7 separate regions of the Homo sapiens genome follow, and all the other regions are linked to region 5. Evidence: chromatin loops called from intact Hi-C (ENCODE). Cell type or tissue: heart left ventricle. All regions are shown on one strand. Region 1 holds the start of SH3TC2 (SH3 domain and tetratricopeptide repeats 2). Region 2 holds the start of ADRB2 (adrenoceptor beta 2). Region 3 overlaps SH3TC2 (SH3 domain and tetratricopeptide repeats 2). Region 4 has its middle 17 kb from the start of ADRB2. Region 5 has its middle 26 kb from the start of ABLIM3. Region 6 has its middle 11 kb from the start of SPINK14. Region 7 has its middle 79 kb from the start of HTR4.

Region 1 (4,000 bases), 53 kb after region 5:
GGGGCTGTTATGGGATTTGAATAGAATAATGTACAGTGAGAGCCTGGCCCACAGTAAACATTCAGTAACTGTGTCTCAGGATGAGTCAGGATGGAGACGGGAGCAGTGCTTCAGAGACAGGCTCAAGACCCTGTCCTCTGGGGCTAGGCTGGTGTGTGAGGTGGATACTCCTGATCTCTGGTGGGACTGACCCCTAGGCCATTCTTCACCTGGTCACCCAAGTGCTCCTCTCAGAATATAAACTTGATCAGGCCACTGCCGTCCTAAAAATGCTGGTGATACTGACCTCAAGTTCAGCCTCCAAATAGCCTGCAACATAGGCCTGGCAGGACCTTCTCTTGGCTCACACCTCCTGTTCTTTGGGCCTCTCACCAGGGTCCTTTCACCACTTTGCTCTAGTCATGAAGGAAACATTGGGTGAGCAGTGCTCTTTGAGCTTGGTTGTTAGAGCAGTCATGCTTCCGTCCTACCTTGCTGGCATTCAGCCATATTTTCTCCATCTCCTTTGCAAGATCTCATGGGAGGTTTTCTGAAATTTAGCCACAGTGTCAACTGGATTCCCCTGCTCCACTGCCTATCTGAAACAGGAAAGAGGTTAGTCTTGTGGGACCAGTTTTGCTTGCATACCTGTAGACTTGCTGTATTTTTTCTTTTAGTTTTATTTTTAATTGACACATAATAATTCTACACATTTATGGGCTAGAATGTGATGTTTCAATATATCTATGTATTGTGTAATGAACAAATCAAGGTAATTATCATATCCATCATCTCAAACATCATTGTTTTTTTGTGGTGAGAACATTCAAAATCCTCTCTTCTATGTTGAAATATACAATACGTTATTAACTGTAGTCCCCCTACTGTGCAATAGAACACTAGAACTTACTCCTCCTATGTAACTCTAACCTTTTACCTATTGACCAACCTCTCCCCATCCTTTGATGTATTTGGTTCTCCATCCCCTCACCTGTAAAATGCTGGGCTTCATCAGGTGATCTCCTGGATTCTTTTCCTGCACACCAGCAGCTGGGGGTTTGCATGTTCCCCAGTGAGGAGCTGGCTCATTGATGCTGCTAGGTCCAAGTGAAATGCTGCACCCACAGCTCCAACTTTATCAGAGAGCCAAGGGAGGCCTTTGCAGAGAGAGACTGGGTGGAGATCACTGTAAAGGGGTGGCAGGCCAGTCAGTGTGGGCCAAGTCAGTCGGGGAGGGAGCAAGAAGAGCAGTCTTGATCTCTGGGATGTTCTCTGCCCTCCTCCCCAGCCCTGGCTGCCCTCACAAGAACCAAACTGTGTATCTCAATCCTAGAATGCGAGGAATGTGCTGCAGGCTGATAGGCATGAAGCGATCTGCTGAGAGGCAGGGAGGAGCCCTGTTCCCCAGGCCTGACAGTGCAGGAGCTGTGGGCCTGCAGGCTGGGCTGGGCTGCCCCTCCCACCCTCCCTGGGCCTCCTGCTGTAGCCGGGATATCAAAGGCTGCATTGTGCATTGAGCAGGCCTCGGTCCCTCGTGTGCCAGGGAGGAGGCGGGAGGAGGGACACCGTTGGGAGGCTGTCCCTTGCAGCACTCTTCTGGCCTGTGTTCCCAAGGGCCTCGGCCAGGGTAGGATGGTACACACATGGGTGGCTGCTTCTGCATCCCCAGGGAGCGGAGTCTGACCCGGGGCCCAGGTGAGTTTCCCAGGGGGCCCTTGGCCTGTGGCTTGGCCAAAGTGGATGGTCCAGTAGAGGCTCAGGGACCTGCTGGGTTGGAGAAACTTTTCTCCCAAAGATGGGGAGATGATTGTGCTTTCTGGCTGCCTCTCCTTCCTCCCTGGGTAAGTGTTTGTCATGCTGGCTCTGTAAAAAGGGAGCAAAGCCTGGAAGCATCTATTTTTTCCTGAAGAAAGAGCCTTTGAGTTTACTCTGTCAGGAGCTGAGCAGCACTGCTCCTGGCTGCCACTCCCAGGGTGTGACTAAGCCCTTCCTTCCTTTCTTCCCGAGATCCCCCCAGGACAGGAAGAAAGTTCAGGCAGTGAGTTCCTCTGTGGCCTATGGGTGGCCATAAACTTGGCCTTAGTCATTCAAGCCTATTTTTGTCAGGGTTGCTGTTACTGGAGAAAAACAGGCAGTTTCCTGCCTCCACCTATTACAGAGTGATTTGTGTGTGAGTGCATGTGTGAGTGTGTGCATCAAGTTGAGGCAATGGAGAGTTGTTGCTCTAAGAAATTGTCAACTCATGGGAGAGTGACTTAGGGTGACCAGCCATTATGGTTTGCCTGGGACTGAGGAATTTGCTGGGATATGTCAGTTCCAGGCCAACCAGGCTGGTTGGTCTCCCTGAAGCAACCTTCTTGCTTTTTTTCAGAGGAGAATCAAGGTAGGGCCCTGTGTTCTCTTGTGTGGTGTTTATCAGGATGAGTGGTGGCTTTGGGGAAATGTGGGGTTAGATTGGTGGGGGGAGGCTTGCTTGGGAGATAGGGGAACATTGCTCCAAGGAATCATTCCTAACCCTTGTTAGAACTCTGTGTCTTCCTGGAGCTCCACCATGGTTCCTGAGAGAAGGAGCTAAGGAGCATCCCCTAGCTGAGGGCTTTCTACTCTCTGACAGACAACTTTCTTCTTTAGTCTTATGACTTGGGCTTGTAGAAGGCACTTGAGGTCATTAAAGTGAACCCAAAACAACCATATTCTGCTTCCTCTGCTTGAAGTCTTGATCTAGGCACCTTGGCACCTACAGCAGGGAGTGTCCCCCCAAATGATGCCCTTGGCACAAAAGGCACGACTTTAGCTATGAACAATTTCGCTTCTCCAGATTTCTCAGATGTAAACACTTTTCAGTCCCTCCCCCTAAGTCCTATTGTCATTGTGCCCCATGAGAGTAGAAACAGCATGGAGGGAGACGTGCAGGACCACTGGTCGGAGATCGGGGTTCTAGATCTGACTTCCTCTAGCTCTAGTTATGCAGTTGTCATCTTGGCTACTCACTTGGTCTTTGAGGCCAAAGTGTCTGGATTTTATCTTGGTTCTTTTACTTGCCTCGACAACTTATTTAACTTCTCTGTGTTTCAGTTTCCTTATCTGTAGCTTTTATGACATGATTATGTCTTCTTCATAGAGCTGTGGTGGAGATTAAGTCTACATGTGAAATGGTGAAACAGTCTGGTGCACAGTTAGTTGAGCACAATAAAATTCACCATTGTTAATTCCATTTTGATGACCCCAGTATAACTCGCGCTCTCCCTGGGCCTCCATTTAATCATATATACAATTTTAGGGTTGTAAACTGCTGTGTAGAGGTGCCTCAGAGAGCTCTGCTCATGTTCCCTCATTCCTACCTAGAGCGGCTCTGCTTCTAGTTGACATCGTCCTTCAGCCAAAGATTTCCTGTAGAACAGAGTTACGCAGCTGAAAACAAACAAACAAACAAACAAAATATTGAAAAAGGTCAAAATCATAATAACACTATCATTCAATTACTTTATTCTTTCACCTTCTTTTTGCCATTGATTACTGGCTGGCACCCCGCATTCACCTTTTCACCAAGAGTTAGCCTGCTATGTATCTCCCTCGAGACTTTTCATGCCATTCCCCCATATTATTCCCTGTATGTGTCAGGGCCTTTCCCTAGCGAGGTTGATATTGGTGTTGTAGGTCCAAGTCCAGTCGATCTGGATATTCCCATTCCAGATTCCCCTATTTATCCTAGAGAAAAGGAACAAAGTATGAGACCCATCCTGGAGCAACTTAATAGTTGTGTGACCTTGGGCAAGTCCCTCATGTTTTTTGAACCTCAGTTTTCCTGGCTGTAAACTGTATCTAATGGTGGTACTTATCCCATGGAACTTTTGTGAGGATTAAATTTAATAATTCCTCTCATGGACTTAGCACAAGGTCTGGCTTTTGATAACCCTTCAGTAACTACAGGCTGTTTTATCGTTAGTTAATATGGGCCACTCCTACATCACTTCCTCCTAATTCCTTACTGGTCTGGAGAAGTCTGTACTTATGTTTCCTG
Region 2 (4,000 bases), 290 kb after region 5:
CGTGGAGAGAAAAAAACATATCCCCTTAACTCCGCTTCTGTGAGTCAGTGTTTCTGAGGTAACAACACAGAACAATAACCATAGGGAGAGTTGAGCTATACTAAGAGCAGGCAGAACTGATTTGGGGCACAAGTGTCAGGAGAGATGCAGCTTTGCAGCAGCAGACTCAAAGGCAAATGAAAGGGTTAAGCAATCTGTGCATGTCATTCTTGTATCATTCTACATTAAGTCATGGGCAGTAATTACAAGTAGTTACCTGCGGTTTCCAGTGGGGGAGGCAACAGCACTCCAGTCAAGGGGTTTTGGAGAAACAGGTGCAATGAAGGCATGGTCAAACAATTTATTTACTGTAAACTTTAGACTTTGCTCGGGAAAACAACTGAAGCTGCTCCTCAAATCCCTGCCTAAAATACCCCGTGTGAGCAAATAAGAGGAGTGGGGGAAGAGTCCATGTTCACAGCTGAAAGGTCCGAGATACTCAAAATCCTCAAGTCCAAGGGTGTAGGAAGGAAAATCTCCTTCAGATACAAATTACCAGCAGCAATATATTACCCCTAATACTTGAATAGTGAGGTAGATACATGGAAAAGTCATGAAAATATAGCAGACTCAGGTCCTCTAGGACTAAAGCTCTTTAGACATAAACTTACAAATTCCATGCAAAGAGGAACTGAACTGTACAAATAACAAATAATCACTCAAATAAGTTTTCTCTCTTTTTACAGCTTAAAAAAATAAAAAAGGCAGAAGGATGCCCTTCCTTCTGCATATCTCTATACAATTTTACAATTTTATTCTAAGTTTATTACCCTCAAGTTAAATAGTCTGTTTAGTGTTCTGTTGGGGGGGGGGGTCTTTAAAAGTAGAAAAACTGCTTTACAGCAGTGAGTCATTTGTACTACAATTCCTCCCTTGTGAATCAATGTTATCGCTAGGCACAGTACCTTGATGGCCCACAAAGTCTTCCGTGCCTGGGAGGTCTTCACACAGCAGTTTATTTTCTTTCTCCTGTTCCACGTGATATCCACTCTGCTCCCCTGTGTTGCCGTTGCTGGAGTAGCCATTCCCATAGGCCTTCAAAGAAGACCTGCGCAGGCACAGAAGCTCCTGGAAGGCAATCCTGAAATCTGGGCTCCGGCAGTAGATAAGGGGATTGAAACCAGAATTGACATAGCCTATCCAATTTAGGAGGATGTAAACTTCCTTACGGATGAGGTTATCCTGGATCACATGCACAATGTTAACGATGAAGAAGGGCAGCCAGCAGAGGGTGAAAGTGCCCATGATGATGCCTAACGTCTTGAGGGCTTTGTGCTCCTTCAAGCAGAACTTGGAAGATCTGCGGAGTCCATGCCCCGTCCGCCCATCCTGCTCCACCTGGCTAAGGTTCTGGACATGGAAGCGGCCCTCAGATTTGTCAATCTTCTGGAGCTGCCTTTTGGCCTCCTGAAAGACCCTGGAGTAGACGAAGACCATGATCACCAGGGGAACGTAGAAGGACACGATGGAAGAGGCAATGGCATAGGCTTGGTTCGTGAAGAAGTCACAGCAGGTCTCATTGGCATAGCAGTTGATGGCTTCCTGGTGGGTGGCCCGGTACCAGTGCATCTGAATGGGCAAGAAGGAGGTAAGGCCTGACACAATCCACACCATCAGAATGATCACCCGGGCCTTATTCTTGGTCAGCAGGCTCTGGTACTTGAAAGGTGAAGTAATGGCAAAGTAGCGATCCACTGCGATCACGCACAGGGTCTCAATGCTGGCCGTGACGCACAGCACATCAATGGAAGTCCAAAACTCGCACCAGAAGTTGCCAAAAGTCCACATTTTCATAAGAATATGGGCGGCCCCAAAGGGCACCACTGCCAGGCCCATGACCAGATCAGCACAGGCCAGTGAAGTGATGAAGTAGTTGGTGACCGTCTGCAGACGCTCGAACTTGGCAATGGCTGTGATGACCAGCACATTGCCAAACACGATGGCCAGGACGATGAGAGACATGACGATGCCCATGCCCACCACCCACACCTCGTCCCTTTCCTGCGTGACGTCGTGGTCCGGCGCATGGCTTCCATTGGGTGCCAGCAAGAAGGCGCTGCCGTTCCCGGGTTGCCCCATGGCGCGCAGTCTGGCAGGTGAGCGCACTGGCTGGGGGCGCCTCAGCGGGCGGACCCACGGCGGGGCTCTGCGGGCCGCGAGCGGACGCCTGGAAGCCTCATTCAGCGGCTGTGGTGTGGGTGTGGTGGGGACTCGTCCTGCACACTCAGCTTGTCGGGTGCTAGGGGCTCGCGGTGCCTGCCAGTTCCAGCCCGTGCTCTGAAGAAGCCGCTTCGCAGTGCGTTCTGCCCGTTATGTGCACAGGACTTTAGGGGAACTGCCCTCGCCGTGACGTACGGGAACTTTCGGCCAATGGCACGCCGGCAGCCGCGAAGGGGCGAGGCACTCCTCCCCTTTCCCTCCCCTCCCCTCGCCCTCCTTCTCCTGGGGCTGGCCCGGGCGGGGCCCAACTGCTCCCTGGAGGGCGGGCCACCACTGCTTCCCGGCTACCCTGGCTGGCCCCAGAGGGCTAAAGCTGGAGGTGGTGTCCTTACCAGCCAACCCGGGAGCTTTTGGCTCTTCTGTGGCCGCTACCTGCCTGCCCTGGGCGCCTGCGCGGCTTGAGGTCTCAAGGCAGAGGGCAGCACACCGGCACTGCCCCACATTCGGAAGGAAACGAGAGTGCCCACCGAGGCACGCACATACAGGCACAAATACACCCTGGCAGACATGCTCAGACTTATACCGAACCACAGCCATAGACACTGAGACACACCCTCCCAGCTCACCGACATGCACACTCGCGCGCGCTCTCACACAGAAGCCATCCGGCACAAAGTCACCCCTGTCCAACACAGAAACGCGGCCAGAAACAAACACAGAAGCACCCAGAAGCACAAAGACATGGTGACACACACAGAAAGTAAACACACGCTGGCTTGGAGGCATCCAGAGCGACACAGACACGGATGTCTCCATCTGGGTACTCCGAACTTGCCTCACCCGAGCACTGATAATGCTCCCCTCCCAACATACACCCGGTAACCCAGTGTATTCCCTTTCAAACATTTGGCAAGAGCACAGGAGGTGACTTCAACAGCTGCTGATTTCCTCAGCACACTCGCTGTCAAGTACTTTAGGTGCCCTCCTTAGGAATTTGCAGGCATGAAGACAGTTTTACCCTTTGGATTTTATCTGGAGCGGGGGTATGCAAGTATGTATTTTGGGACAGAGAGAGAAAGTTGTGTGCTTTTGTTTTAATTTTTTTGTTGTTTTGTTTTTAACTCTTGAGAGTGTGGCATCACTCACTCATTATCTGTTGAACTGGAGATGCAATGAGAATTCAAACAATTTCTTCAGTAAACCCAATGAAACTAAAAAAAATCCTTTCATCTGCTGGATAGTTTGTTAATCTTTCGGGTTGTGCCATGTGAAATTGCCACCATCTGGCGTCTGTGACTTACCAAAATGGCAAATTCATATGGTTCAGAGTATTAAGAATGTCTTAACATTAAGAACATTTTGAAGCTATAGAAAGCAAAAGATCCTGGCCAATATGGTGTAACTCTTGTCTCTACTAAAAATACAAAAATTAGCCAGGTGTGGTGGCACGTACCTGTAGTCCCAGCTACTCGGGAGGCTGAGACAGGAGAATCTCTTGAACCCGGGAGGTGAAGGTTGCAGTGAGCCGAGATCACGTCACTGCGCTCCAGCCTGGGTGACAGAACAAGACTCCATCTCAAAACAAAACAAAACAAAAAACACAAGATAATTCTCCCTTAAGAAAAAGAAAAAAGTAAGACCAAATCTCAAAAGTAAGATCTTTGTTCATGAAATACTATCCTTTCCATCTGGCATGTGACTTTACTGCTAAAGTGAAATTAATTTTCAGGGTTTGATTTCCCATGTATTAGTGGTGTCTTTGAAAAACTGAAAGTATTTCATGAAGTGTAACTAAACGTAC
Region 3 (4,000 bases), 110 kb after region 5:
AGGGCCGGGGGTAGTGAAGCACCCTCTAGCCATCTTGCCTCTGCCCCATAGCTCCCAGTAAGTGGTTCAGGGACAAAGTGTGTGATCTGATCATGTCAACCAAGAACTCCACGGATTGTAAAGGGAAAAACTCAGTTCAAACTTCCTTAAGCAAAAAAGGCAACTTACTGGCTCAAAGAATGTGAAGGCTGAGCTACAAATTTAACTGCAGATAGCTCTGGATCCTGTTTCTCAATCATCATCAGGGATTTCCCCACCTCTCATTGTATTCCTTGACTCTGTATGTTTCTACTTTGCTTTGTTTCTTGGCCTTTTCCCCTTCTAGCTACTGGCAGGTTCAAGTCCACCTCTGAACCTGCCACTTCAGAGGGACTATTTTCCTTATTGAGACACAGTGGAAAGTCCCAGGGAGTGGCAGATGTAGGCCAAGTTTGGGTCATGTACACATCCCTGAAGCACTGTGCCCAGGGCAATGATGTTTCATGATTGGCTGAGCCTCAGTAAGGGACCACCTCTGTGCCTGGAGTGCAGGGCACTGTGATTAGCAATGTCCCAAGGACCACAGTGGAGGGAGAGAGGGGCTCCCTAAGGACTCAGGAGATGGGGATTGGATGTTGGGCAAACAAACAAACAAACAAACAAACAAAAAAAACTAGAGTGGCCAGCACAGCCTCCTAGCCTGTCCTGGAAGTGTTTGCTAATGCTGTCTCTTCTTTGCCCCCATACCACGGGGTTAGGATGCCCATGATGCCACTGAGTACTTCCTTCTGGCCCTGGCAGCAGCGGTCCTGCTGGGTGATGAGGAGCTTCAGGACACCATTAGGAGCAGGCTGGACAACATCTGCCAGAGCCCCCTGTGGCACAGCAGGCCCTCCGGGTGCTCCTCAGAGAGGGCGCGGTGGCTGAGTGGTGGTGGCCTGGCCCTCTGAGGAAAGCTGTCCTGTCTCTGGACATTTGGCATGGCCAGACTCTGACCCCACTGCCCTAGGCTCTTAAATACTCATTGGGAGGGTCCGAGTCCTTACCTGGCCTAGCCCCCTCATTTCACAAGAAGAAGAATGAAGTCCAGGAGGAGAAGGGCTCATTGCAGGCCACAGAAAGATTTGATGGTGCAGCGATGAGAATTCCTGGTTCCAGGCTTTGCATCTGGAGCCTTTACCGGTTGACTGTTGCCTTCCACACAAACAGCCTCTGAAAAGCACTTTCTCCATACATAATTCTGGAGAAGATGAGGGATCTTGCCCTCCAGGAGCCTTCCTTCCTCCCCCAATGAGGAAATCAGTCACTGCACTGGTGCAAAGGCAAGCAGATTGGAATTTGTGCTCTTCACCGATTTTCTCAGGGAAAGACCCCTTCCCCTTGCCAGCAGAGGAACCTGTAGTTTTTTCCATTTCTTTCTTCAGAACCAAAGTATGTATCACTCCTCATGCTCACAGGGATTGACAGGAGAGAATTCACCAGGATCTTAGCTCAAAAGACACAGCCTCAGAATGGCCAGATGGATTGCACGAAACCTGACTTGGATTCACCATCTTCCTCCTGCCATAAGGCTGTGCTCCCACATAACCTCCCAGAAGCTCCAGGGAAGCTTTCCAAGAGCAAAGGCTTGGAAATTGAATGTTAAGAAAATTATGACATAAATTACATGTAAATAGTGTATATGATTAAATATTGTCCAGTTACATTTACACACACATTTTGTCTCATCCACAATGGGGGCAGATGAGATGGAGGACTTGATGGATGGGAGAGAATACCAATACATGTCTTTTTTTTTTTTTTTTTTTTTTGAGACAGTTTCTCCTCTGTTGCCCAGGCTGGAGTTCAGTGGTACAGTCAGGGCTTCCTGCGACCTCAGACTCCGGGGCTCAAGTGATCCTCCAGTGTCAACCTCCTGAGTAGCTGGAACTACAGGCATGTGCCATACCCAACTACAAGGCATCTTATTGATTTCAGGGCAGCTGCTTTACAAAGCATCTCTATTAATAACATCACTGCATAGCACACTGAGTGGCCTAAAACACTTATAATCTCATGGTTTCTGAAGGGCAGGAATCCAAGCATGACTTAGCTGAGCCCACCAGCTTAGGGTGGTTCACAGGCTGCAATCAGCTGGGGCTGCAGTTATCTCAACTTCAACTAGAGAAGGATGGGCTTCCAAGCTCACCCACACAGCTGTTGTTAGGAGTCAGTTTTTTGCTAGCTGTTGGCCAGAGGCTTCCTGCAGCCACTTGCCACGTGGGCCTCTCCACAGGGCAGTCACAACATGGCACCATGCTTCACTAGAGGGAGCAAACAAGAGGAGCAAGAACCAGAGTGAGCAGGAGAAAAGGGAGTGACTCTTTCTATAACCTGATCACAGAAGTGACATCTCCTTAGTCTTGCCTATTCAATTCATAATAAATGAGTCACTAGGTCTAGCTCCCACAAGAGGGGAGTGTTTACCAACAGCTTGAATACCAGATGGTGAGGAATCATTGGGGATCATTTCAGAAGTGACCTACCACAGTATCTGAGTTCTTTGATAATGAAATTGGGAATTCTCTAATTTCAGCAAACTGAAAATATGGTCCACTAACCAGCAGCATCAGCATCACCTGTGAGATTGTTTGAAATGAAAATCTGTGGCCCCACCTATGATCTCTGAATCAGAATCTCTGGATCCCAGAACGCTGACTCGTCCAAGCTTTCCTGGTGATTTTAATGCACCCTAAAGTATGGGAAGCACCACTGCAGGGCAAGAGCCCTCAGATAGTGTGCATAACTATTACCTGGTGAGGTTGTGGAACATGAACTTCTTGGTTTCTATCTCTAATAATTCTGATTCAGTAGATCTGGGATGTATCCCAGGAACATGCATTTTTAGAAAGCAACTCAAGCAAGCCTGATGCAGGTGGTTCACCCTTGCTCCTTTTCTGTGAACCACAAGGATACCAGCCATAATTCCCTGCATCTGATGCCCATCAGCTTAGCTTTTATTATCAGACCATCTGCCCTTAATTTCTAGCTTCTTGGGCTGACCAGATGATTGGTTGTATGAAAGGGTGAGATGGGAGTGGTGAGTTGAGCCGCCATTGCATCTTCTAGTCATCAAGGTTGTCTACTAATTGGCACACATTTTCTCTTAGAGATGTGGTTGGTTGTCAAAAGGCTGTCTACTCTAGAGAGTATTCTCCAGGAAGGAGAAGCTTCCAGTTGTCTAATTAGTAAAGTTATCTAATCTACTACCATGGAGAATAGATGTGGTTTTGCCCCCACCACAAGCTGTAAAAGCCCCAAGCTGGGAGGGACGTTGCGGTTGAGGCTATTCAGTCTAATCTCCCGTGCATAGTCCTTTCAACAACATTCCTGGGAGACAGTCAGGGGCACACACATTCCAGAACAGTTACATATCGTGTATTTGAAGAAGGCTCACACAGCCCTGGAAACCATGCCACTGGCCATTCCCCATCTGACTCAGGTTACAGATCCCCTCCCTTTTCCCACTGACCACTCACTCTCCTCTGGCCAGATTTGTTTCTGTTTCTCTGAAAGAGCAGTTCCCACAACTGCATGAGGCTTTTGATATTGGCCGGTGGGTGAAGAGTACAGAGGGATGTTACTATACTTAATTTGATTCTTCCTCTCCCCAGCAGCCACATCTGTCCTTGGCTTCCATTGAGCTTTATAATCAGTTGAAACTTCTGTGTCTTCTGACTTGAACTTCTGTTTGGACAGATCTTTCTCAATTGCTGCAAATATGCACATGCATTTGCATATGCATACACATACACACACATACGTGAAGAGCGTTGTTTCTATCCATGTTACATCTCCTTGGAAATTTTAGCTAAAATTTCCCAATTCTGTGCACTTTGATTTACCTATAAATCTGATGAATTTACCCATAACCAGGTCAGTTATAAAAATGTTTAGCATGTTTCCAAAGACAAGGGTAAGACTATTTTTTTAAAATAAGAAAAACATTGTGCTATATAATTGCAATTACTACATTCTATAT
Region 4 (4,000 bases), 310 kb after region 5:
ATATAGGTAAAAGTTTATAGAATAAGGATATAAGGAGAGAAAAAAATTATCTTCCTCTGTATTTGTGTTTCAAGCTGTGTTACTACAAAAGAATAAAAAAGTTAAGAGAAATTGTTTTTAAAGTAAAATAGTTACAATAATCTAAGCTTATTGTTGAAGAGAGAAAAATTATTTTATTTATAAATTCAGCATAGCATAAGCAAACAGTATTTATACTGTCTATACTAGTGTACAGTAATGTCCTGGGTCTTTACATTCACTAACCACTTCCTCATCGTCTCACCCAGAGCAACTTCCACTCCTGCAATTGCCATTGACGGAAAGTGCCCTAAAATGTGTACCATTTGTTATATTTTATACCATATTTTTACTGTACCTTTTCTATGTTTAGCTACACAAATTCTTACCATTGTGTTGCAGTTGCCTACAGTATTCAGGACAGTAACAAGCTGTACAGGTTTATAGCCTAGGAGCAATAGGCTATAGCATACAGCCTAGGTGTGCAGTAGGCTCTGTCATCTAGGTTTGTATAAGTACACTCTATGATGTTGGCAAAATGATGAAATCGACTAATGATGCATTTCCCAGAATGTATCCCAGTCACTAATTGGCACATGACTATATATGATATTCTGGAAGGGGCAAAACTATGGATACAGTAAAAACAGGATGTTTTTACTGTATCCATACTGAGGACTTTTCTCATGGCCCCATCCTGTTTTTACTGTATGGACCTGGGCCTGGGGAGAGGGAGGGATGAGTACATGGATCACAGAAGAGCAGTGAAACTATTTTTAGGGCAGTGAAACTATTCTGTAGGATACCATAATGTTAGATGTAAGATATGTCACTCTACATTTGTCAAAACCCTTGGCATGTACATCAAGAATGAACCTTAACATAAACTGTGGAGTTTGGATGATTATGATTTGACTGTATAGGTTCGTCGATTGTAACAAATATACCTCTTTGGTGTGGGATGTTGCTAGTAGGGAAGGCTGTGTGTGTGTGGGTGTGTGTGTGTGAGGGCAGTGAGTGTAAGGAAAATCTCTGTATTTTCTACTCAGTTTTACTGTGAACCTCTGCTTTAAAAAATAAAGTCTAATATTATTATTATTTGAGACAGGGTCTCACTCTGTCACCAGGCTGGAGTGCAGTGGTGAGATCTTGACTCACTGCAACCTTTGCCTCCCGGCTAAAGTGATCCTTCCACCTCAGCCTCCTGAGTAGCTGGGACCACTGCATCCAGCTAATTTTGTATTTTTTGTAGAGATGGGGTTTCACCATATTGCTCAGGCTGGAAGTCTATTATTTTTTTAGAAAGGTGGCTCTGTGCCAGCTGATCTGAAGCAATATTTAAAATACATCAAGAAGTAAAAAAGTGAATTGTACAAGTGTGAGTAGCATGTCTCCATTTGTGTAAACAAACAGTTGTATGTGGCATCTATCCAACATAAATGCTCACCATAGGAATATGTGTATATAAATTCAATAAATTAGTCTAATGTACAATGACATTTTATGCTGTAGTTCAAAGAATGAACTAGATATATATGCTGGTACATAAAGATCTCCCAGATATGAAGTAAGAAAGGTTGAAACAAAACTACGTAAAATATCGCCTTTTAGTATAAGTAACACGTGTTTATATTCACAAACATATTTTGGAAAGTAGAAGCAATTAACAACGTATATATAACATAGGGGACTAGGGACTGGGGCATGGGACCTGTGGAGCGGCCCCGACAGTATACTTTTACTTTCATTTTGGTACTCACCTGTTTTGTTTGAGTTTTTACTATGACTACTATTAAAAAGTGCAATTCAGTAAAAACAAAACCGAAAATCAAAACTAATGCTCCACAGATTTCTTGAATATAGTGTCATGGCCACAAGAGTCCTTTCCTTCATCTCCTCTTTTTTTGGGTGGAGAAATTGAGAAGCAAAAGTTAACAAACTCAATAATAAATCTGTGACTATAGCGACCAAGAGTGGGGGTGGGGCAACGATGTGCCGCAGATAACAGCAAAGAAGTAAAAGTAGAAATTGTTAGAATTTTTAGTAACTTGGAGGGGAAAAGAGGAAGGATGTGAGAAGAAACCAGGAAATGAAAATAAAGATGGCAAAAACTTGAACAAATGAGGAAGGTGCTAGAGAAAAGCCTGAGCTTGCTCAAGCAGTTTCTGGGGCTTATTTTTTGTCCTGAGTGTATGTGACTGCATGTCTCTGTGTATGTCTGCTGATGTGGCCGTTTTTGACAGCCTGGTGGATTAACAGGGCTATAAATCATTCTGTCTCAGAGTTGGAGTGCCCTGAGGGATTACTTTGCTCAGCAGAGCGCCACTTTGGCAGAGGGACCTCAAAGGCAGACAGACACCAAGGAGGGTGGGAGGTCTTGGTCCCCACCCCGGCTGGTGCTGCTCCACTTCTGGCTGCTTTCTGTATCCTGCTTCTGCGTAAATTTGTATTTGTGCAAATCTTCCATTGCTGAAAAATATCCACTGACATACCAACCCTTTCTTAATACAAACAGGGAAACAGGTCCTTAGTGAGGAAAGAATTTGAGAAATATCACAGAGGTAGTAGGAGAAACAGGTCTAGAATATATGGTTTCTGACTCTCAATCTCTGTTACTGATTTATTTTACCTTTTAGCTGAGCCAGAAAAGAAAAGGAAAAGGCCTGAAGGGAAGTTTAAATTTCAGTGGCTTAAGTGGAAAAGGGGATATTCCTAGGGAAAAACAATATTAGACTTGCAAAAACCAATAAGGAGAAAAATTATCAGTAACTATAATAGAATAGACAAAAGAGGAAAATTGCACTCAAATATTTTCGCGGGTGAATTGAACCGTAAAACTAATATTTAAAGATTCAAATGTCAGGGATTTAAATAAATTTTGCCAATGCAACCAAAAAGTGTAACAATTTGATTACCTCTTCTGGGTCAGTCACTTTGCAAGGTGCTGTTGATACAATGGTGAGTAATTCAGACACAATTGCTGTCCTCAACGGTCTGCAGTTGTGTGTATAGTTTGTTGGTTTGAACAAAACAAGAACATGCAATTGCTTATATGAATGATCCTTCAATTCACTCTTGAGCTGCCAATTATTTGCAAAGCTCAGCAAATACTGATATGCACTGACTCATAAAAAGATGTTGGTCTCAGCCTCTGTGAAGTTCAGAGTCAAGATTAAAATCAGCCACTCAGGGGAGCCTGTTGAGGAGGAGAGACCTAAAGTACTTCTTACTGGTTACTGGAAAATGGAGGAGAGACTGGGTAAACAGAGCAGCCACGGGAGCAAAGCAGAGTGTTGCTAAGAGGGAAGGGAAAGAGGAAGAACAGAGGCTACTGCCCCTTGGAGGGCTCTGACATGCTGATATGCTTCACTCGGCTGACATGCTGAGTGAAGCAGCAGGTCAGTGACCAACAAGCCCTGAGGATGCAGCACAGACCCTCAAAACCCCAGAATCCTAAAGCTGGGACTGCCATGCAAGACCCAGGAGTCCAATTCTCCCTGCACAGATGAGAAGCCTGAGGCCCACAGGTGGGAAGTGGCTTATAATTGTCACATGCAAATTGGAGGCAGTGCAGGGATCAGAACCCAGGACTCACAGCTGAGGACTTTTCTCATGGCCCCATCCTATCCTGTGAAAGGAACATGACAGTAACTAAAGACAGGATGTTTTGAAGTCAGATAGACCTGGATTTGCATCCCAATTCTGCCACTTGCTGCTGACTGTATGATCTTGGGAAAGTGTGTCTATTAACCTTGGTCCCTTCATCTGTAGAATGGGGATTGTATAAAGGCTTGTCTCCAAGATAACCATCCTGGATTCCTTGTATCCTTCATGCACATGCCATTGCCCCATCAAGAAGTGGAGTTTATTCTTCCACCTCCTCGAATGTGGTCTGACCTGTGACTGCTACGTCCAGTGAATTCAGTGAAAGTGAGGCTGCCAGTTATGGAGCTAGGCTTTTAGGGGACTGGCAACTTCTGCC
Region 5 (4,000 bases):
TTGAGACGGAGTTTCACTCTTGTTTCCCAGGCTGGAGTACAATGGCATGATTTCGGCTCACTGCAACCTGTGACTCCCGGGTTCAAGCGATTCTCTAGCCTCAGCCTCCCAAAGTAGCTGGGATTACAGGTGCCTGCCTCTACACCCAGCGAATTTTTGTATTTTTAGTAGAGATGGAGTTTCACCATGTTGGCCAGGCCGGTCTTGAACTCCTGACCTCAGGTGATCCGCCCGCCTCAGTCTCTCAAAATGCTGGGATTACAGGCGTGAGCCACCGTGCCCAGGAGATATTTTTTTGAAAGGTACAAATTCTTAAGAATCTCAATAAACCATAACTTAGGATAAATGAGAAGAAGAGTGCACCTTGTCACATCATAGTCAAAGTGTTGAAATCTAAAGGTAAAGAGAAAATATTGAAAAAGCCAGAGAAAAAGACACATTACATTAAATAGAATATCAATTCCAAAGATCTCTGACTTCTCATCAGAAATCATGGAGGCCAGAAGAGTGTGAAACAGCACTCTAATTAAAATGGACAGTCTATCAGAATTTATTTTTAAAAAGTAAGATTCAATTATATACTATTCAGAAGTTATAATTTAAGTATAAAGAGAGGTTAAAAGCAAATGGATTGAAAAAGATATATCATGTAAACTGCAGAGCACAAGAAGTTTAAAGTGGCTATATTAATACCCCAAAAGACATATAATCATGAAGGCGTGTGCTGAATAATAGACGTTCAAAATATACAAGAAGATGTGAGGGCAAGCTGGCTGCAACATCCGTCACCCCATTGATCTTCAGGGTTGATTTGGCTGATCTGGCTGGCTAGGTGGGTGTCCTCTTCCTCCCTCACCACTCCACATGCATCCCTCCCGGAGCTGTGTGCTTGGTAGTAGAGGATGACCATCCCCAATAGAGAAGGACCAGTCTTGGGTCAAGGGTATACCAGTAGCTGTGCTGATAGGACCTCCAAACAAGCTCTCAAAATATACAAAGAAGCAATTGAGAAAATTAAAGGAAGAAATAGAAATTCCACAATCAGAGGCTGTCATCTAAATGGCCTGTGAGGCCAGGACAGCAATAATGATAAAAGCTCCCGAGGTGGGGCTGGTGGGCAGCCAAGGTGAGAACATTGCTCTGAACCACCCCATCATGTTACCGCAGGGGGAAATGAGGACCCCAGGGGTGAAGAGGCTGAACCCAAGGCCTTCCCTCTGGAACCTCAGAATCCTGACATCAAATCCAGTGAGCTTTGGTTAAATGCCCTGGTGATTTTAAATCCTGACATTAAATCCGATGAGTTCTGGTGAGAGGTTCCAGTGCAAGAGAGAGAGAACAAAGATAATGGAAAACAGGAAGGAGGAAGAACCATGGAGGATGCCTCCATTTACAGAGTGAAGGAAGAGAGAATGCAGAGAGGAGACAGAGGAGCCACAGAGAGGAAGAAATAAGCCACGGGGGAGATGGGGGCTGACACTGCTGCTGTCCTCAGAGAGGCACAGCAGGGCCAACTGAGGAAAGACCTTCAGGGCCAGCCATTAGGAGGTCATCCAGAAGCACAGTAGCTAAATGGCTTACAGAGTTCTGGAGTAAGGCTGCCCAAAAAGCATTCGTGACCATGTGAGTGCAGCTGGTGCTTCCACTGGCTTACCAGCTCTGTGACTTTGGACACATACATTTATCTCTCCATGCCTCAGTTTTCTCATCTGTAAAATGCGTAGAATGTTAGCACTTGTCATGAGTTTAAATGAGTTAATAATACACACAAAGCCCTCAGAATGGTGCCTGGCACAGTGTGTGTGTGTATGATTCACAGGCACTTGTTCTTATTGTTGTTTGTGCCATTGCATTGTTGTGGGTGGTGATCTTGAGAGGCAGTTTTAACAGGATATTGGAGACAGCTGTCATTTTCATAACTTATATTTGGACTTCTGGACCTCACGCTAATTTACCTCAAATGACAGTAAGTCAGCACTACTGAATTAATTCATTCATCACATTTCACTTGCTTAGTTTTAAGGGGTCCTCTCACACTGAAGAACAGCGTCCTCTGTGCTGTGTGAGGTGGACTACAACATTCTCCTGTGCCTGGTCAGCTGTGGGACCCAATGCACCAGAGATTGCACAATTGGTACAGAAGGGGGAAATGAGCCAGAAAACAGGGACGGGTGGCACAAGGAGAAGAGGGGAACTGGCTCCTTGCATATCCCCCAAAGCACTATCCAGATATCGGAGCTCCTTGAATCACAGCAACCGAAGGCTGGATTTTGAGCTCAGAGGAATGACCCAGCTCCACACAAGCAAGCAGCCAAGGAGCTGAAGTCTCTGCACTCTGCCTTCTGTCTGGCCACTGGGTGTCACTCTTCATCTATGTTCCTTTGGTGTCAGGGTTCTGAGAAGAAATTCAGCCTTTGCTGTTCTCTCCCTGTGCTGATATTTACCCCTAGAAGCTTCTACTGGCCAGACAGGCAGTATATTGAGAGTGAAATCGCATCAGGAAGCTGACTTCTGATCCACACATGGGAAACCAGCCTGCTTGTCATGAAAGTAAGGAGATTCCAGCCTCAGTAACTAATTCTACAGCAATAGCAGTTGAAAACAAGTCTTAGAAGCATTGAGCAGACATTCTAATGAAGTAGATATGTTACTGAGCTTGGCCAAGGTGGCTATGGGAATCTTACATCTGTGAAGGTGACAGGACTTGCTTTTTCATATTGACATTTAAGAATATTTTGTATCCAAATGTGTTTGTGTGTCTCTGTGTATGTGCGTGTGAGTGTGTGTACTTATTTAAAGGAAATAGCAGGTTTCAGATACAGTTGAGGTCTCCTTTATAGCCCTCCTTAATCACATTCCCCTTCCTTCCACCCTAGAGGCATTCTCTCTTCTGATGTAAGTGGTCTTTCTCCTGTCCATATTCTGATGCTCTTATTAAATCTGTACATGTTCATAAATATTTAACAGTATGGCTTTGTACATTTAAAAGTTTATACAAATTGTTGCCCAATACCATTTACTTGTGCTGTCTGTATAATTCCATTTTCTTTTTGTTTCTAATTTTATTAGAATTTTGCTGTCAGTTTAATAGTCATTTCTTTGCAGTTTAGTCTGTGTTTTTTCTCCCTTTTTAAAAAAAGTTGTGATAAGAACACTTACTATGAAGTCTACCTTTTAACATGCTTATTCTATCTCTTTCATTCATAGTTTTTTAATTTCTCATTCTTGCAGTGCTGGTTCACTGATCAGTTGCATCTGTTGTTTTTTTTCTCTTGGTGTTCAATTTCCTTATTTGATTTGTATCTGTTTTAACTATGAACTACTTTGAACTATAGTCATGCATTGCTTAACTCTGGATTCATTCTTGAGAAACGAGTCATTAGATGATTTTCTTGTTGTGTGAACATCATAGAGTGTACTTTCGCAAACCTAGGTGGTATAGCCTACTGCATACCTAGAGTATAATATTGCCTAATGCTCCTAAGCTACAATCCTATACAACATGTTACTTTCCTGAATACTGTAGGCAATTGTAACACAATGGTATTTATTTGTCTAAACATAGAAAAGGTACAGCAAAAATACAGTATAAAAGATAAAAAATGGTACATTTGTATAGAGCATTTACCATGAATAGATATTGCAGGAATGGAAGTTGCTCTGGGTGAGTTAGTGAATATGAAGGCTTAGAACATTACTGTATACTACTGCAGAAAAAATTAGCCGGGCATGGTGGTGGACGCCTGCAATTTCAGCTACTCGGGAGGCTGAGGCAGGAGAATTGCTTGAACCCAGAAGGCGGAGGTTGCAGTGAGCTGAGATCAACACTGTACAGTTAGGCTACACTAAATTTATATAAAAAAAATTCTTCCTTCAATAATTAATTAACTTTAGCTTACTATAGCTTCTTAACTTTATAATCTTTAATTTTTTAAAACTTCTTGATTCTTTTGTAATAACACCTAGCTGAATGCACAAACACATTGTAAGCAGTACAAAA
Region 6 (4,000 bases), 940 kb after region 5:
ATACTACCTGACTTCAAGATATATTATAAAGCTATTTTATGCCAGCACCATGCTATAAAGACAGCATGGAACTGGCATAAAAACAGATACATCAACCAATGGAACAGAATAGACAGATCAAAAATAAACCCACACATTTTTATCTAATTGATTTTTGAAATAAAATTTAAAAACATACAATGGAGAAAGGAAAAGGAGAGTCTCTTCAATAAATGGTGCTGGGAAAATGGAATATTTGCCTGATGAAAAATAAAATTGGTTTCTTATCTCATACTATATATAAAAATGAACTCAAAATGAATTAAAGATTTATATGTAAGTCTTGAAACCGTAAAACTAGAAGGAAACAGGGGAAGAGCTTTATAACATTGGTATGAGCAATGATTTTTTTTATCTGAACTCTAAACAAAGGCAACAAAAGCAAAAGTATTAATACAAACGAGATTGCATCAAATCTGAAAATTTCTGCACAGCCAAGGAAAAAATAGAGTAAAGAGACAACCCACAGAGTGGGGAAAAAAAATATTCACAAACCATGCATCTAACAAAGGTTTAGTATTCCAAAATACATAAGGAATTCAAGCAACTAAATAGCAAGAAAACAAATAATCTAATTAAAAATTGGCAAAGGACCTGAACAGACATTTCTCAAAAGAAGGCATACAAATTGCAAACATGTTTATTTTTAAATGCTCTACATCACTAATAATTAGGGAAATGCAAATTAAAACCAGAATAAGATATGACTTCACACCTGTTAGAATGGCTATTATAACAATGAAAGATAAGAAGTGCTGGCAAGGAAGTGAAGAAAACAGAACCTTTGTACACTCTTATTGGGAATGTAAATTAGTACAGTCATTATGGAAAACAGGATGGAGGTTCCTCAAAAAACTAAAAATGGAACTACTATATGATCCAGCAATCCCACTCTGGGTATATACCCAAAGGAATTCAAGTCAACACGTGGAAGAGGTATCTGCATGCTGTATTCATTACAGCATTGTCTGCAATAGAAAAAATATGTAAACAATCTATATGTCCATCAACAAATGAATGGATGAAGAAAATGTGATATATTTCCAAGTGTGATATACAATGGAATACTATTCATCTTTTAAAAAGAAAGAAACTCTGTCATTTGCAGCAATATGTACAGAATTGGAGAACATTATGTAAAGTGAAATAAGCCAGGCAAAGAAAAAAACTGTACCTAAATACAGTTAGCATAGAAGAAATGTACCTAAACACAGTTATGGCATATATGCCAAGCCCACAGCTAACATCATACTTAATGGTGAAAAGCTGAAAGCTTCTCCTCTGAGATATGGAATAGGACAGAGATGCCCACTTTCACCACATACTCACACTTAAATGCAGAATGTTAAAAGAGATCAAGTTCATAGAAGTAGAAGTAGAGAATGGTATGCTGGTTACCAGAAGCTAGAAGTGGGGGTGGGGAGGAAGGAATGAGGAGGTGTTTATCAAATTGTACGAAGTTTCAGTTACACAAAATAATAGGCTTATAAAATCTACTGCACAGAAGGATGACTATAGTTAATAAAAACATGTTGCCTATTTAAAAATAGCTAAGAAAGTAAATTTGCAATGTCACACCACAAAAAATAAGTGAAGTGATGGATATGTGAATTAGATGGATTTAATCATTCCACTTTGTATACATATAACAAAACATCACATTACACCCCGTAAGTGTACACAATTATGATTTGTTGAAAATAATAATAAAAATAAATCAATGAATTTTATATTAAAGAAAATTAACTGTGGCTTAGATTTGTCATGTTGTTTTCATTGTTATTTTAAATAACAATGACTTTCTGGAAGCCTACATAGGGCCCATATCTAACTCATTCCAAATTTTTGCTTGGAAAATACATGGAAAACAGTTTACACAAGTCTGTCTCTCTGAATTAACTTTCTCAGGGTAAAAATAAGCTAATCAGAAAGAAAAAAACTCCATAGGATTAGAAGAGTAATATTTAGTCCATTCGTTAGTTACAAATATTCCATTAGTTAGAAACATTTCCCAATACTCTCATCCAATGTGACACCTGAATAAACGTCAAGGCTGAGTATGTTAGGAGCTTTCATCTTCCTGGGGAGAAGGATATTACCATGTTAGATGATAAGAAATCTGCAGCTCATAGAGATCTAGCAATTTCCCCAAAATCATATTGTTATATGACAAGTTGGCCAAAAGTATTGTCAAAGTTGTTGGTCTAAAGAGCAATGCTTTACTGCCACCTTATGGGCAAATAGGGTTTGCTACAAGTCCTACAAGAGTTCATTATAGTTCAACTTGGGCTTCGAGAGTGTCTTTCACAGATGAAATAAAGTGTCTTGTATGTCATACTAAGATGTTTGTTTCTATTATAATTAACCAAGGATAGTGATTTTTAACAGATAATATTTAAATGGAAAATTATGGTCAGAAGAATAGAATGGAACCTGAGATAACAGTTAAGATGAATAGTAAAATAACATTAAAACAAGATGACTTGAATTAAATAAATGTTCATGAGTTTGATCAATATGTAAGCTGATATAAGGAATATATATTTATAGTATATTAAAATTGAGTTTGAGTGAAAAAGGGCTTAGAGAGAGTGATAGCATTAATTTTCATTACATCAAAACATGTGTAAAGCAAATTTAGAAAAGCATAGGATCCATATTAGATAGATTGACTTTCAAGATTCCACAAGAGCCAGTGAAATTAAGATGTCCAGTGTCTGCTTCACAAAGAAGATATTTATGAGGCCAACAAACATGAAAAATGCTCATAAGCACTGATCATTAGAGAAATGCAATTCTAAACCACAAGGAAACACCATCTCATGCCAGTCAGAATGGTGATTATTAAAAAGTCAAGAAACAATAGATGCTGGTGAAGCAGTGGAGAAATAGAAACTCTTACAATGTTGGTGGGAATGTAAATTAGTTCAACCATTGTGAAAGATGGTATGGTGATTCCTCAAGGATCTAGAACCAGAAATACCCTTTGACCCAGCAATCCCATTACTGGGTATACACCCAAAGGACTATAAATCATTCTACTATAAAGACACATGCACATGTATGTTTACTGCAGCACTATTTACAATAGCAAAGTCATGGAACGAACCCAAATGCCCATCAGTGATAGACTGGATAAAGAAAATGTGGTACATATACCATGGAATACTATGCAGCCATAAAAATGAATTCGATCATGCCATTTGAAGGGAAGTGGATGAAGCTGGAAGCCATCATCTTCAGCAAACTAACACAGAAACAGAAAGTCAAGCACCGTATGTTCTCACTCATAAGTGGGAGTTGAACAATGAGAACATATGGACATGGGGAGAGGAACAACACACACTGGGGTGGTTGTGGGATGAGAGGCAAGGGGAGGGAGAGCATTAGGACAAACACCTAATGCATGCAGGTCTTAAAATCTAGATGATGGGTTGATAGGTGCAGCAAACCACCATGACACATGTATGCCTATGTAACAAACCTGCACATTCTGCATGTGTATCCCAGAACTTAAAGTAAAACAAATAAAATAAAATAAAAATAAAATAGTCAAATTCATGGAAGCAGAGAATAAAATAATAGTTTCCAGGGACTGGGGGGAGGGAGAAATGGGGAGTTGTTGTTCATGGTTTTAAAATTTTGATTATGTAAGAATAAGTTCTGAAGATCTACTATACAACATAGTGCCCATAGTTAACAATACGGTGTTGTGCACTTCAAAATTTATTGAGGGTAGATCTCATTAATTTTTCTTACAACAACAACAACAACAGCAGCATTAACAAAAACAAAGAGTCACAGGAAAATTTTTAGAGGTGACAGATATGTCTACTGCCTTGATTGTGACGATGGTTTCAAGGTTGTATGCGCATGTCCAAAGTCATTAAATGGAATATATATGTGTATATATATATGTGTGTGTGTGTGTGTGTGTATATATATATATATATGTGTATAT
Region 7 (4,000 bases), 380 kb after region 5:
ATGCATGGGATCAGAGGAAACACGTGTAATCTATGGGTCCACTGCCATTCCTTGCCTCCCCACTCACATATAACATTTAGGATGCCCTGGACAGAGAAGTCAACTGTACCCAGGACACATGGAGTGCAGTGAGAATCACAGCGAATACAGAGTGTGTTACATCTACTGGGTAAATGGGGACACTGACAGCCCCCAGGGGCCATGCTTTCTGTTCAGTGGCATTCTGAGAAACACAAATGACCAAGGATCCCTTTCATATCCTTTCTTACTCATGTTACTTCCCTGTGTTAGCCACCCACTGAGGCTGAAAATGGTGACACAGAAGGAAAGGGAAATGTGGATGGCCTATAGTGTCTTCTCATTTTACTCCTTCCTTCCTCGCCAGTAAGCTGAAGATAGTGTTGGTAGAATATGCACATGTCAAGAAGTAAAATAAACACAGTTGAGTTTGTTTTTCTTGGCAGCATTTCCACAGTTCTGATGAGGAGGCAATACCTATGCATGTGTGAGCTACCAGATACAGAAAATGTAATTTCAGTGCTTCTACATCAAGCTAAATGCTGTGACATTTAAACTAATATTTAAATGTTATATTTTAAAACTAATATTCTACAATATAAAGACAAGTGGTAAAATTGATGCTGATAATTTTAAATTGTTCTTAGAGCTACATAAATAGCAAAGTAAAAACACTATGATGAGTGGAGAAAGAAGCCATGGAATAAAGAGAAAGTTTTATATTTTGTATCTTTAACAGCACTTTTTTCCTGCCTTTTGAACAAGGAACTCCACATTTTGATTTTGCCCTGTACTCTGCAAAATATGTAGTCATCCCTGCCTCTCCAGCTTCAGTATTTACCTTCTCAAGTTCTGTTCCGTCAATGGAATAGCTGTAACATAACTTGCCATTTCAATCCACCATTAATGCCTAATCATTGCTCTTTCAAATATTAAGTTGTCACTTTTGCTTACTACTATTTGATTTATAAAGGTGTGTATTAGTTTGCTTGGGCTGCCATAACAAAGTACCACAGAGTGGGTGGCTTAAACAACAGAAATTTATTTTCACACAGCTGTGGGGGCTGGAAGTCAAGAGCAAGGTGTGGGCAGGTTTGGCTTTTTTGAGAATTATTTCCTTGGCTTGAAGTCAGCAGCCTCATGTGGTCTTTTCTCTGTGCTTGTGCACCCCTGGTGTCTCTCTGTGTGTCTGCATTTGCTCTTCTTATAAAAACACCAGTTAAATTGGATTAGGGTGCACCAATATGACCTCATTTTACCTTAAGTGCCACATTAAAGGCCCCATCTCCAAATACAATCATATTCTGAAGTACTGGGGGTTAGGTCTGCAGCACATAAATTTAGAGAGAAATACAATTTGACCCACCACAAGAACTTTCTCACTTTTTCTTTTTATAGTAGCCTTGAGAGAGCAGCCAGGACACACATCTTGCAAGTCTATTCATTCATTCAACAAATATTTATGAGTACTTACTAAGCGCTTGATGCTGAAGATGTAACAATGAAGAAAACAGGCAGCTTCCTGCTCTTGTGGAAGTTAGGTTCTAGTGGGAGAGACAGACAAAACATAGTAACAAATAAAACAATCACAGACTGTGAGAAGTAGAAGTAAGATAATATAAATAGTGCTGTGATAGAAAATAAAGTGGGTGAGATTTTTGGTAGGGTCATCACGGAGGGCCTCTCTGAGGAGGTGACAAACATTGAGAAAGATTCCTTAAAAATGCAAAGAGCTCGGGAGAGGAAATTGCTCAGCAGAGGAAACAGCAAATGCAAAGGCCCAGAGATGGGAAAGAGCTCAATATGGTCTAGACACTGACTAAATGCCAGCGTAGTGGAGGTATCAAGTGTAATGTGGAGCATGGAGTGAGATGGCAGGAGCGGGATCGTGTGGGGGCCTCTTCTGCCTTAGTTAAGGAGTTGAGAATTTATTCTGAGTGCAAAGGGAAGTCACAGAAGGGTTGCTGTCAGAAGGGCGGCATGATCTGTTCTGCAGTGTGGGGGATGGGTTGGCAGAAGAAAGGTGTGGGAGATGGGGAAACTGAGTCCTACAGGCGATCACTTACTGGCTTTCATTCACACAAGTTCCAAACGGCAGTACTGGTCAGGTACTTACATTACATTCCTATAAACATGGAGCAGGGCGCCCTCTGCTGTTCCAAGTAATTCTTAATCCACATTGATGGCAAATCTAGGAAATGAAGAAAGAAAACTCCCCGACGCTTAATTATGGAATATACAGGAATCCTCCAATCACATTTCCAAAATTCATACCAAAATTTTGAGGTGAAGAGAAGGGGGCCTGAGGAAGCTCCCAAATAACAGGTTGACTGTTCTTAGGAAAGCTGGGTTGAAGATGAAATCGACTGGCCTTTTTATTTTTAAGAGTAATTAATCACTTGAATTACTCTTACTGTTTTCTAAAGAATTATACATGCTCATTACAAAAAAATCAGACACTACACCAACACAAAAGCAACACATTACTCCATATTTTACCATGTGGGAGTAACAAGTACTTTTGATGAATATTACTTTAGACATCTCTCTGTGCCTGTATATGTACACATCCTGTTGGATAAAAACGTCCTCAGTAGAGATCCCTCTAAAGTTAAAGACATTACTGAAGCATTTTTAAAAACGGACTCATTTTTTGAGCCACACATTTCAATTTTAGTTATTATAGATTGTCTCAGTGTTGTAAAATAGTGTTACAAAACATAACTCATTGTTTCGTTTTTCCATTTTTCTTAGCTCTGCAATGCCTTCTTTCATCTTCTTTATTTTATAATTTATCTTAGAGGTATTGTTTTACGGAATTCATATTCTTAATGAGCTTTTCTCTCTCGGCAAATGTTTCCTGCAAAGGGTCAGGTAGTAAATATTTTAGGCTTTGTGGGCTAAAAGAACTTGGTCACAACTGTTCAGCTCTGCTATTACAGCGTGAAAGCAGCCAGAGACAATACGTAAATGAATGAATGTAGTTGTGTTTCAATAAATGTTTATTTACAAAAACAGGAAGTGGGCCACATTTGGCCCACAGGCTGTCATTTGCTGACCCCTGTTACAAAAGATAAGATAATTACTGTTTACTCTTCCTTTCATCTCACTCTTTTCCAGGTTTTGCTTATATTATTTTCACTTTGTTAGGACTTAATGATACATTCCCTTATACTACCTTCAAGGCCACACAGGATTAGCCTTAGCTGTGAAATTAAATAAACATGGTGTTCCACATGAGTTCTTTTCATCACAGCTTTTTCACTCGAGTTCTTTATTATTTTTCATCTCTTGTTCGATGGGATTACTTGCCAGTTGTGTGTAGTTTGGTTTTGTTTCAAAAAGAGTTCATGAGTATTATATTTCCCGAGCTCTTGCGTGTCAAAAAATATCTGCCCTTTATCTCCATGCTTGGTGACACCCTAGCTTGGTACAATATTTTTGAATCATGTTGTTTCTCTCAGAAGTTGGTGGTCATTACTCCATGTCCCTTGGTACTGGAGTTGCCATGGCAAAGCCTTGAAACCACTTGACTTTTTCCCCCTATAGGGGCTGACTTGCCGTTTTCTGCCTAAATGTCAAATTTTTTTCTGGATTCTTAACACTTAACAGTTTAACCAGGAAATTTCCCAATTTAGACCATTCTGTATCAATTTCTCTTGACATAATTGTCCTCTTTTTTATCCATTAATACCGTTCTTCTTTTCAGAAAACTTTTTAGGTTATATCTTTGAATTCTCTTTTTTCTTTCCTTGTACTCTAAGGATGTCAGTTGTCTTCACGTTGGATAATTTTTTCTCTCTGTATCTACCTTTATTTTAATTGCTTTGTCTTTTCATCCTGCATTTTCTATGACTGTCCCCAGCCATCTCTCCATGACATTTGCAGCTACATTTTTCTCTCCTTTGCAATTTATAACTTATTACATTTATAACTCATTGTTTTGTTTTTCAATTTTTCTTAGCTCCACAATGTCTTCTTC

The links. Hi-C counts contacts between places; a loop is a spot of excess contacts. Peaks named below come from ENCODE experiments on the same cell type or tissue, not always from the same donor. Only the 100,000 strongest peaks of a DNase experiment are listed, where the experiment ranks them.
Region 1: a loop joins it to region 5, with 2.6 times the contacts of the local background. A loop is called at or near these places in 22 of 110 quality-filtered maps.
Region 2: a loop joins it to region 5, with 4 times the contacts of the local background. A loop is called at or near these places in 30 of 110 quality-filtered maps.
Region 3: it touches region 5 in a loop (2.8-fold over the local background); 18 of 110 quality-filtered maps call a loop at or near these places.
Region 4: it touches region 5 in a loop (4-fold over the local background); 30 of 110 quality-filtered maps call a loop at or near these places.
Region 6: a loop joins it to region 5, with 5 times the contacts of the local background. A loop is called at or near these places in 11 of 110 quality-filtered maps.
Region 7: it touches region 5 in a loop (11-fold over the local background); 93 of 110 quality-filtered maps call a loop at or near these places.

Annotation. Positions count from the first base shown.
Region 1 is chr5:149,060,645-149,064,644 of GRCh38, reverse strand. It overlaps SH3TC2 (SH3 domain and tetratricopeptide repeats 2), which reads left to right and starts at 1,583. Exons shown (of 17, transcript NM_024577.4): 1 at 1,583-1,674. The coding sequence starts at 1,623. MIR584 (microRNA 584) reads left to right here and starts at 2,236; the gene lies at 2,236-2,332. SH3TC2-DT (SH3TC2 divergent transcript) reads right to left here and starts at 1,328. Exons shown (of 3, transcript NR_122044.1): 1 at 971-1,328; 2 at 287-395. RefSeq lists a silencer at 1,325-1,619. In heart left ventricle, a CTCF peak has its summit at 1,930; DNase peaks (open chromatin) are centred at 1,484 and 1,964; H3K27ac peaks cover 3,915 bases.
Region 2 is chr5:148,824,950-148,828,949 of GRCh38, reverse strand. ADRB2 (adrenoceptor beta 2) reads right to left here and starts at 2,339. Exons shown (of 1, transcript NM_000024.6): 1 at 327-2,339. The coding sequence starts at 2,118. The coding sequence ends at 877. RefSeq lists enhancers at 1,439-2,024, 2,881-3,040 and silencers at 2,071-2,210, 2,301-2,610. In heart left ventricle, no CTCF peak of the experiment used is centred here; a DNase peak (open chromatin) is centred at 2,449; H3K4me3 peaks cover 3,414 bases; H3K27ac peaks cover 3,095 bases.
Region 3 is chr5:149,001,640-149,005,639 of GRCh38, reverse strand. SH3TC2 (SH3 domain and tetratricopeptide repeats 2) reads left to right here. Exons shown (of 17, transcript NM_024577.4): 17 at 738-4,000. The coding sequence ends at 929. Among named protein-coding and RNA genes, the nearest start is that of MIR584, 59 kb to the left of the region's middle. In heart left ventricle, a CTCF peak has its summit at 2,422 (motif pointing right); a DNase peak (open chromatin) is centred at 899; H3K27ac peaks cover 479 bases.
Region 4 is chr5:148,807,301-148,811,300 of GRCh38, reverse strand. No RefSeq gene overlaps it. Among named protein-coding and RNA genes, the nearest start is that of ADRB2, 17 kb to the left of the region's middle. RefSeq lists enhancers at 1,709-1,758, 1,809-1,858 and a silencer at 2,149-2,228. In heart left ventricle, no CTCF peak of the experiment used is centred here; a DNase peak (open chromatin) is centred at 2,000; H3K4me3 peaks cover 780 bases.
Region 5 is chr5:149,113,235-149,117,234 of GRCh38, reverse strand. It overlaps the pseudogene RN7SKP145. Among named protein-coding and RNA genes, the nearest start is that of ABLIM3, 26 kb to the left of the region's middle. In heart left ventricle, a CTCF peak has its summit at 2,358 (motif pointing right); a DNase peak (open chromatin) is centred at 2,324; H3K27ac peaks cover 309 bases.
Region 6 is chr5:148,177,696-148,181,695 of GRCh38, reverse strand. No RefSeq gene overlaps it. Among named protein-coding and RNA genes, the nearest start is that of SPINK14, 11 kb to the right of the region's middle. In heart left ventricle, a CTCF peak has its summit at 2,267 (motif pointing left); no DNase peak of the experiment used is centred here.
Region 7 is chr5:148,731,937-148,735,936 of GRCh38, reverse strand. No RefSeq gene overlaps it. Among named protein-coding and RNA genes, the nearest start is that of HTR4, 79 kb to the right of the region's middle. In heart left ventricle, a CTCF peak has its summit at 2,164 (motif pointing left); a DNase peak (open chromatin) is centred at 2,146.